Regions from separate parts of the Homo sapiens genome. Here regions 1 and 3 are each linked to region 2. The links are chromatin contacts, found by Hi-C or POLR2A ChIA-PET in ENCODE. All regions are on one chromosome and are shown on one strand. Each heading gives the region's core, a stretch centred on a gene start or an enhancer-like site at or near the end of the contact. The rest is flanking DNA. Distances are from core to core; before and after follow the strand shown. Region 1 holds the start of GRAMD1C (GRAM domain containing 1C). Region 2 holds the start of ZBTB20-AS5 (ZBTB20 antisense RNA 5). Region 3 holds the start of USF3 (upstream transcription factor family member 3).

The links. Hi-C counts contacts between places; a loop is a spot of excess contacts on that map. ChIA-PET counts read pairs that join two places held with the same protein, here RNA polymerase II (POLR2A). Pooled maps may share reads with other maps.
Region 1: a loop to region 2 is called in a map of OCI-LY7, with 3 times the contacts of the local background. The contact joins the promoter of GRAMD1C here to the promoter of ZBTB20-AS5 in region 2. A Hi-C loop is called at or near these places in 1 of 168 maps with a recorded cell type or tissue (OCI-LY7), 11 of 37 single-sample maps with no recorded cell type and 5 of 50 pooled maps. POLR2A ChIA-PET finds 5 or more read pairs at or near these places in 2 of 52 experiments (B cell and activated T-cell).
Region 3: a loop to region 2 is called in a pooled map, with 5 times the contacts of the local background. The contact joins the promoter of USF3 here to the promoter of ZBTB20-AS5 in region 2. A Hi-C loop is called at or near these places in 3 of 37 single-sample maps with no recorded cell type and 4 of 50 pooled maps. POLR2A ChIA-PET finds 5 or more read pairs at or near these places in 2 of 52 experiments (activated B cell and endothelial cell of umbilical vein).

Annotation. Positions count from the first base shown.
Region 1 is chr3:113,837,506-113,840,205 of GRCh38, reverse strand. GRAMD1C (GRAM domain containing 1C) reads right to left here and starts at 1,418. Exons shown (of 18, transcript NM_017577.5): 1 at 1,270-1,418. The coding sequence starts at 1,296. RefSeq lists a silencer at 1,206-1,405.
Region 2 is chr3:114,452,308-114,455,304 of GRCh38, reverse strand. ZBTB20-AS5 (ZBTB20 antisense RNA 5) reads right to left here and starts at 1,712. Exons shown (of 3, transcript NR_121661.1): 1 at 1,665-1,712. The region is part of intron 7 of ZBTB20 (zinc finger and BTB domain containing 20); the gene reads left to right.
Region 3 is chr3:113,695,372-113,698,103 of GRCh38, reverse strand. It overlaps USF3 (upstream transcription factor family member 3), which reads left to right and starts at 1,462. Exons shown (of 7, transcript NM_001009899.4): 1 at 1,462-1,734. RefSeq lists silencers at 1,252-1,721, 1,742-2,131.

The DNA of each region.
Region 1 (2,700 bases), core at 169-2,668, 610 kb after region 2:
TCATGAGGTCAGGAGTTCAAGACCATCCTGGCTAACACGGTGAAACCCCGTCTCTACTAAAAACACAAAAAATTAGCCGGGCGTGGTGGCGGGCGCCTGTAGTTCCAGCTACTGGGGAGTCTGAGGCAGAAGAATGGCGTGAACCCGGGAGGCAGAGCTTGCAGTGAGCCGAGATTGCGCCACTGCACTCCAACCTCAGGGTGTGTGTGTGGCATCATCAGTTTCTACTCCAACCTCATGGTGTGTGTGTGGCATCATCAGTTTCTACACCTGAATCAAATTTGGGATGGGGGTCCATTCTGGCTTTCTGGGGTGGCTACAGTAGATTCCTGTCTCTCTGACTTATTAGCTGTGTGGTCCTTAGCAAAGTCAATCTCTGTACATCTGTTCCTTAACTCTACAATAGAGGAAATAATTTTATCTCTAGTCTAGACAATAAGCTTATTGAGAGCAGGGATCATGTCTGTGTTAATCACCATCTAATCCCGAACACCCAGTGCCAGGGACATAACTGAATCAGTGACTGATTGGGTTCATGAATATCCAGCTTGACTATTTCATAGTAATGTTTTTCAAATCAAGTGAAATAACACTCATTCATCTGTTCATTCAACAATTATTTGTGTACCTCCACTAATCTGTAAACTATAACGCTCTTCAGAAGATATAGCACTGACCGCAGTTCTCTAAAAGTAAAATACATACACACAAACCAATGTAGAAGGAGGATGGTGTTCAGAAACGCAGGCGCCCGTCCAACAAAAGCGGGGTTTCATCCTGAATATTAATAAGCACGCTTTCCGTTTTGTCAAATAAGGTAGTAAACAAATAAAACTAGACTAGTTGAAATCAAAAACTTGGCTGACAGCACAGTGATTTAAACTATCCGGACCTTTACAACAGGGCTGAGAATGAAAGGAAGGGGGCAAGGCTGGAAAAAACGTTGACAGTGGGTCAGAATCACGACCATGGGGCCTGACCCAAGGGGGCCTGGGGCTGAGACATCCGCACCAGGACATTTCGGGACCAAATTCAAGCCCTCAACGCCCACAGGGAAGCAAATGTCCCCACCACCGCCCGTAGGGAAAGGGCTCGCAGAGGCACAGGAAACCGTTTCCTCGGTAACAACTTTCCGTATTACTCCAAAGAGCACGAAGAAAAGGGAAGGGAGGGATTAACTGTAATCTGAGAAGGTTCAAGCAATCACCGTGAGAAAAAGTAGGCTAAAGCCACAGATGGGAACCTGCCCCAGCGAGGCCCGCGGCTTACCTGACGGACAGTCGGAGCGCCCTCCATCGCGGCTCCCTCCGCCGCCGCGGCACCGCCCCGCGCGCACCGCACCGCACCGCCCCGCGCCCACCTCCAGCGCGCGCTGCGAGTTACAGGCTCCGCGCGCCTCCTCCGCCGGCCCTCCGAGTACTTCCAGCCGCAGCTCCTTGCGCCCTCTGGCGGCCGTGAAGGATTCCTGACGATGGGTGTTACCGGGTTAGCCTGAAGGCTTGTCTTTCTAGGGGTCACAATGAGACTTCCCTATTCCCAACCTCAAACTACTGTGCCTCCCAGGAAATGGCATACCCTGCCCCAATGTGCGAAAAGGTGAATTGCTCGGAAACTTTTTTTTTTTTTTTTTGAGACGGAGTTTCGCTCTCATTCCTCAGGCTGGATGGAGTGCCAAGGCCCCGTCTCGGCTAACTGCAACCTCCGCCTCCCAGTTCAAGCGATTCTCCTGCCTCAGCCTCCCGAGTAGCTGTGGTTACAGGCGCCTGCCACCACGCCCGGATAATTTTTGTATTTTTAGTAGAGACAAGGTTTCACCATGTGGGTCAGGCTGGTCTCGAACTCCCCACCTCAGGCAATCCGCTGGCCTTGGCCTCCCAAAGTGCTGGGATTACAGGCGTCAGCCACCGCCCCCGGCCAGGAAACTCTTGTTCCTTCCAATAAAGGATTGAAGTTACTGATTAACTGCTGTACGTATTGCAGATTCTTGGTTCTGTAAACCAAAAATAAAATGCCGAGGCCCACCCCCAGCCATCTAAATGGACCCCTCCTCTTGGCCAAGAGCGTTCCAAATTTAACCTGAAAATCTAGTTCAGGCCATGATGAAAGAGGGGATTGGACATGCCTCATTAACATCAACACAGACCTTAAGTCTGAGAAGAAATATTTATCATCTATTGCCTCGGACACCTGCTACTTGGAGGCTGCATCTGCATGATAAAACCTTGGTATCCACAACCCCTTATCCTAACCCAGACATTCCTTTCTACTGATAATAACTCTTTTTTCTCTTTTTCTTTTGAGACAGGTTCTGGCTCTATTAGACCAGCTGGAGTGCGGTGGCGCAATCTCTGCTCACTGCAACCTCCACCTCCCGGACTCAACCAATCCTCCCACCTCAGCCTCTCGAGTAGCTGGGACTACTGGCGTGTGCCACCATGCTTAACTACTTTGTTTGTTTGTTTGTTTGTTTGTTTGTTTGTTTTTTGAGACAGGGTTTCGCCATGTTGCCCAGACTGGTCTCGAACTCCTGGACTCAAGCAGTCTGCCCCCTTCGGCCTCCCAAAGTGCTGGGATTACACGTGCAAGCCACAGCTCCCAGTCAATAATAACGCTTTCAACCAATTGCAAATCAGAAAATTTTTTTATGTACCAATGACCTGAAAGTTCCTCCTTCTCGCCTTGGAGCTGTCTCCCCTTCCA
Region 2 (2,997 bases), core at 463-2,962:
ATATTCGCTTTTCCCCTTTGGTTCAGCCGAGCCTGCTGACAGATCATTCAAATTCAATTGTTTTATGTCTAAGCCGAACAGCTAATTAAAGTAGGGATGATTAACCTGACTGGCAGTGCCGCTCTCCCTCTCGCGCTCTCTCTCCTTCTCCTTTTCTCTCTCTCTCCCTCCTGTTCCAATCAGTCTTTTTCTCACACACTCTCTCTCTCCGTCTCTCCTCTCTCTCCCTCTCTCTCTCTCTCTCCCCCCCCTCTCTCTCTTCCCCCTCTCTCTTCCTCTCTCTCAGTCTCTCTCTCCCTCCCTCGGTTGGTGTCTCTCTCTCTCTCTCTCTCTCTCTGTCTCTTGCTCTACTGTTTTTTTTTCCTCTCTCTCTCTCCTAAACGTGGTCTGCTTGCTGATGGCAGAATGGCACTCGGAGATTTGTGCATTGTGTCTGGTTTCCTACGGGCAGGCTGACCCAGTGCCTCCAGGGACTTATCAATAGACCACTCAGAAGAGACACAGACAGGAGAGAGGAGGAGGGGTGGGGGGAGAGAGAGAGAATCAATATCAAGAATAGAAGGAGCTCCGAAGCCATTTTTTTTTTAAAGAAGTATCGGGACTTGGGAGAGGGTGACAAAGAAGGTTTTTCAAAGAGGCAGTGGAGGAGGTTCTAATAAATTTGGAAGGAAACAGTTCCCTGTCTTGGGAAAAGGAGAACTCCTGACTGATTAGCATTCACACCAGGTATGAGATGTTCGCTACCCCTTATCACTGTGTCGCAACCGAGATGGAAAAGCCTTTTTTTTTTTTTAGGAGACCGAGGGAGCATGTATTTTGCTGTGTTTGTTGTTGGGGGGTAAGAGGGGCGGCGTGAGAAGCTGTGGGCATTTGTGTATGAGAGCAGAAAGAATGGAAGCAGTACAACGGGGGGTGGGAAAGAGTATGGAGTATGTTACTGTCTTCCCTGTCTTTGTGCACCCCTGGGGGGTTACCCAAGTTCATTTCTAGCAGGTGGATTTAGACGGGAGTTACTTAACGCTTGACCGCCAGTTTTGAAAAAAAAGAAAGAAAAAAACGCTGCTTCCTATGTCTATTAAAGGAAGCTCCAATTTCTCTCTCTCTCTCTCTCTCTCTCTCTCTCTCTCTCCCTTCTCTTTTCCTCTCTCTTCCTCTCTCTCTTCCTCTCTCTCTGCCCCCCATCCCTCTTCCCCTCTCTCCCTCTCCCTCTCTCTTCTTTTTTTCCTCTTCTAACCAGACAGCGGGAGGGTTTCTGGCTCCCAGCCAGCCCAAAAGCCTCTAAGTGTTTTGCACTTGTTTCAGGGAGTAGCTGCCCGGGGATTTTTCAGCATTTTCACTAGAGAACAAAGAGTTCTTTACAAAGGGAAGGGTGGGGGGGGGGGGAGTGAGCTTAATGTCTGATATATGTTTTTCTATTTTTATTAGTTTTTCGCCTAAAAAGAAAGAGACAGGAACAGAACATTCACTCTATAAAGACACAAAGACATTCAAAAGAAATCCAGTTATCTTTTCTCCCCATCATCCCAATATATACATATATGTACATGAAAAAATTAAAAAGAAAAAGACTAGTTAAGTTGCATATGTTGCTCTTTTCTCCTCTTTTAATCTTTCCAAATCCAACTGTTCTTATGCTCACTTTATGCTATTTTTTTTCTACTCACAATAAAAGTTGTTCAGGATGCATCTTCTCTTATCATGTCTTTACCCTTTCTGGGTCGCCAAAATCTTGTGGAAGAAAGAACAAAAGTCCATCAAATAATCAATTTGGTGACTAGAACATCTTCTACTTTTGCCACTTGGGTAAAAAGTTAATTATGGAATTTGGGTTCCCAAAATACCAATGGGGTACATCAGTTCATTCGATCTCACAAGTTTTTGCATCCATCTGTTTAAAAGGTACCACTTGTGTCACTTGTCAGTTATTAAGAAAAGGTAGTAAGGGAGCAGATATTTGTATTTTATTTTTGTTTCTAATTATGTAAATGACAAAACCCCCAGAGAGATTTCTTGCCCCTTCTATGATACACTAGTTCATGCAAAATATAGTCTAGATGGAGATTTTGTCAACGATTCTGATTGCCACGTAGCTTTGTGTTCTCCATTTCAATTTTTGCCTATGCATGTATATTTTTACCATGAATTTGTGTTGTAGCAAACATTTCAGAATGCTTATCATTTTCAAATTAATGCTCCAACAAAAGCAAAAAGAAATCAGATGTGAGCTGTATGTGTAAAATGTAGTAAACAATTTTATCTTTTATATATGCTGTACATTTATATCTTTATGCTAATATCCTGGATTTGTAAACCCAAGATAATGTTTTCTTTCTTAAAGTTCTCCTCTTAATGCATTTATATGTTGATTGTCACTTAGAAATCTTTTTAAGGTACATTATAGACACGAAACTAAACAAGGGGAACAATTCTCAAGCTCTACAAAAATCCTTAAATATATATTATGTACCATTCCTAACTACAGATAACTGTTTTGCTAAGTAGAAAACAGCTACAACAGTTGTTTCAAGAATCAGAAACTCTTTTCTTTTTTTTTCTATTAACTGAAAATAAAATCTATTCATATCCCTGGGGAGGGAAAATGTAGGGGAAAATATAGATATATACATTTTCCATAATTATAGAATGCATTTATGTAACTGCTTCTTAAGGGTGTAATACATATCAGGGCAGAGTGTGATGCTCATCAAAAAACCCTCCTGGCTGGGAGGTGTGAGTGCCTTATGTTTGAAGTAACTTGATAACAAGGAGTCTTTTCGGGAAACCTTACTATGTATGTGTTGCCTCAGTAATGATCCTCAGATAAAAAACAAGTACTAGGTGGCCAGTGTTAGCACTTGAACTCACTGAAAGATATTAGAAGTAGGGGAACTTTTGGCAAATCCAGAATTTTCCAGGGTAACTCACTTCTTACACTTACATGTTTTCTTTAGGAATATTCTTGAATTGCTTTCAGACTTTTCTGTATTTTTGTAGAAT
Region 3 (2,732 bases), core at 213-2,712, 760 kb after region 2:
ATGATATTTGTTAACGAGAAATACCTTGTATTCTGAACACACTGGAAATTGTTTCCTATGGCTGAGCATACCAATACTATACAATTTTATGGTGATGTTATTAGCATTGCTATTATGGCTCTGACTCGTAGAATCTTTCTTATCTGCAGTTTTGATTTGGATGTGCCAAGTCTGTTCAAAGGCTAATTAGAACTTCGTGTGCCTAGATGGATGAGTTAAAGAAAATTTCTAGCCTGTTTATTAGTACCACAGTTTATAAGCAACATTACAGGCCTTCCGTTTCATCATAGCTTTTCAATCTGCTGTACAAACATAAGACTCCGTTACTGTTAGCCTTTACCCTTTTGCTCAATGCGATGTCTGCTGCTTCTGTATACAGGCTCAAGTAATTCCCATTATGCCATGCCCTGTGTGCACCTTCTGGAAGTTAGCCCACGGACATCTAAGATCTGGGATATTTCCAAATCTGGTTGTGGAAGGGCTTGGAAATCTATAACCGCAACTAGGTGGAGGACACCTGTTTCAGCAGGAGGTTATAAAATATGAAGCGAAACTAGGAAGAGGGAGTTGTGATCACGGTTCCAAGGGCTCCACACAGATCCTGGAGTTAAGGGGCACTCAGGTCTCCATTTCGTGACCCCTGGCCCTACCTCTCCTAGATCCAGGTATTTAGTAACCCAGGCTTGAGATCTCAAACCCCATCCCCCAATGCCAAACTCCCTTGTCCCAGCTGGGAGGCCCCCAGGGCATTTCTGAACATGGCCATCTCCAATTCACAGAAATCTGTGTGTTGTTGCAAATAAAGGATGACAAGAGACCACAGCCTACGAATGCGAGCAGCGTCAAGTCAGCAACAATCTTCCAGTTATCGAGAAGTCGGAAACGTCTGATTCTTTCTTCTCCACATTTACTAAGACGTATCTTCTCACCTTCCTGCCCTCCACGTTAAGAGGGGCTAACTATTCCGAAAGACTTCCGTGCCCTCTTCCTTTTCAATTTTTCCACTTCCAAACTCCTACCGAAAGACGAAGAAAAGAGACCACAGAAGAAGATACAAAGAAGTTTCTTAAAACACCTTCTTTTCTAGGTTCTCAAGGCGTCCCCTTTAAGGAACCAGGCCCACCTCTTTCCCATTCACCTACTGGCTTTCCTTCCTGTCCGTCACTCTACCTTTAAGAATATTTCCTGTTTCTTCAACCCAACTTGCACACCTCCGCCCCCCGGCCCTCCTCATTGGGCCGCCCGATCCCCGTTCACTCCTTGGTTTCCTCTCCGCCTCCTCCCGCCCTCTAGCGTAGTGCAACGGCATTCTGTCTTCTTATTGGCTACCACGGCAGCGTTCCCGCAGCCTGATTGGCGGGTTGAGTGAAAGAGGCGGGAACGCGGCGCGCCCAGGGTAGGCTGTTCGCTTGCTGAGCTGCGGCCGCGGGAGGGGCGGGGAGGGGCGGGGGGAGGGGGGCTGGGAAAGTTGAGGCCGCGCTGCCGCCGGGTCTCCGGCCTTGAGGGCTCGGGCTCGCAGCGGCTGCGGTGGCCGCAAAAAGAGGCGGCGGGGGCGGGGGGAGAGGAGGGCCTGGGCCCGCGCTCCCCCAGCCCCGGAGGAGCAGGCGGTGGCCGCGGACGGAGAGATTCGCCCAGACGGTCAGACACTCCTGCCTTCCCCTCCTGGGATCATGACCCAGGCGGGGGTCGCCGCCGTCGCCGCCGCCACCGCGGCCGAGACCGCGCAGCCGGCGGGTAAGTGACTGCGGGAGGGGGCCGCTGACAGCCGGGGCGGGGGGCGGGGGCCAGGGCTGCGGGGGCGGCTCCGGAGGGCGGCCCCGGGCTCAGCTCCACCCACCCCCTTCCTGCTCCGGGAGGCCAGGGCTGCGCTAAGTGCGCCTCCTTCCTGGGGACCCTTGCGTGCGGCACCTGGTGGGGCGTCAGCGCCCGCGGCGAGCGCACCCCTCATCTCCCGCCCGCCCTGCGTCCCCGGCTGCCAGGCCCGTGGGGGGCTCGCACTGCGCCCCAGCTCCTAGATGCGCGCGGGGCGAGAGGGGCCCCACGCTGCCCTGGGTGCATAAAGAGCTGGGCAGCCAGGTTCACACCAGATGGCCTTTGCCCGCCTCCTTCACCTTTTCCTGTCTTCTTCATTCCCCTTCTTTCCTTGCCCTCTGAATTTCTTTCGTACCCGTTCGTCAGACTCATGTGGCTTGCTTTTTCCCTCTCACCCCTCTGTCGAAGTGTTAGGCTTGTGTTTTCTTTTTAGAAGCCGTTCTTTTGCTTTCTGAGTAGAAGCAGTGCAAGTGAATGACCAACTCTTGAAATCTACTTTCATGTATCCGGATGAAATATAAGATTCCTGGACTCTTGTTCATGTTTACAATTTTGATAGTTGAATTCACCCCACTCGTTCTTGAAGCTTGTCCTCCCAACCCTCCTCGTTACATTGGGATATGGTCCTTTGCGTTTATTAACTTTATCTGGAAATATGAGACTGCATAAACCAAAGTGCAGAATTTCAACTTCCGTTCTTGTAACATTTTTACCATCAAGTAGATACAGTAACCTAACACCACACAGATCAAGACAGTCGTGGCCAACTGTGTAGGCAAAGAAGACATTTCCTTACCTATAAACAACGTACAGATTTCTTGAATAAATCTTACGGTGAGTTACATGGATCCTGAAACATATTCCCAGGTTTGCTCTTTTGTAAAGAAAACCAAACAGACAAACCTGCCTTTTGAAGGATC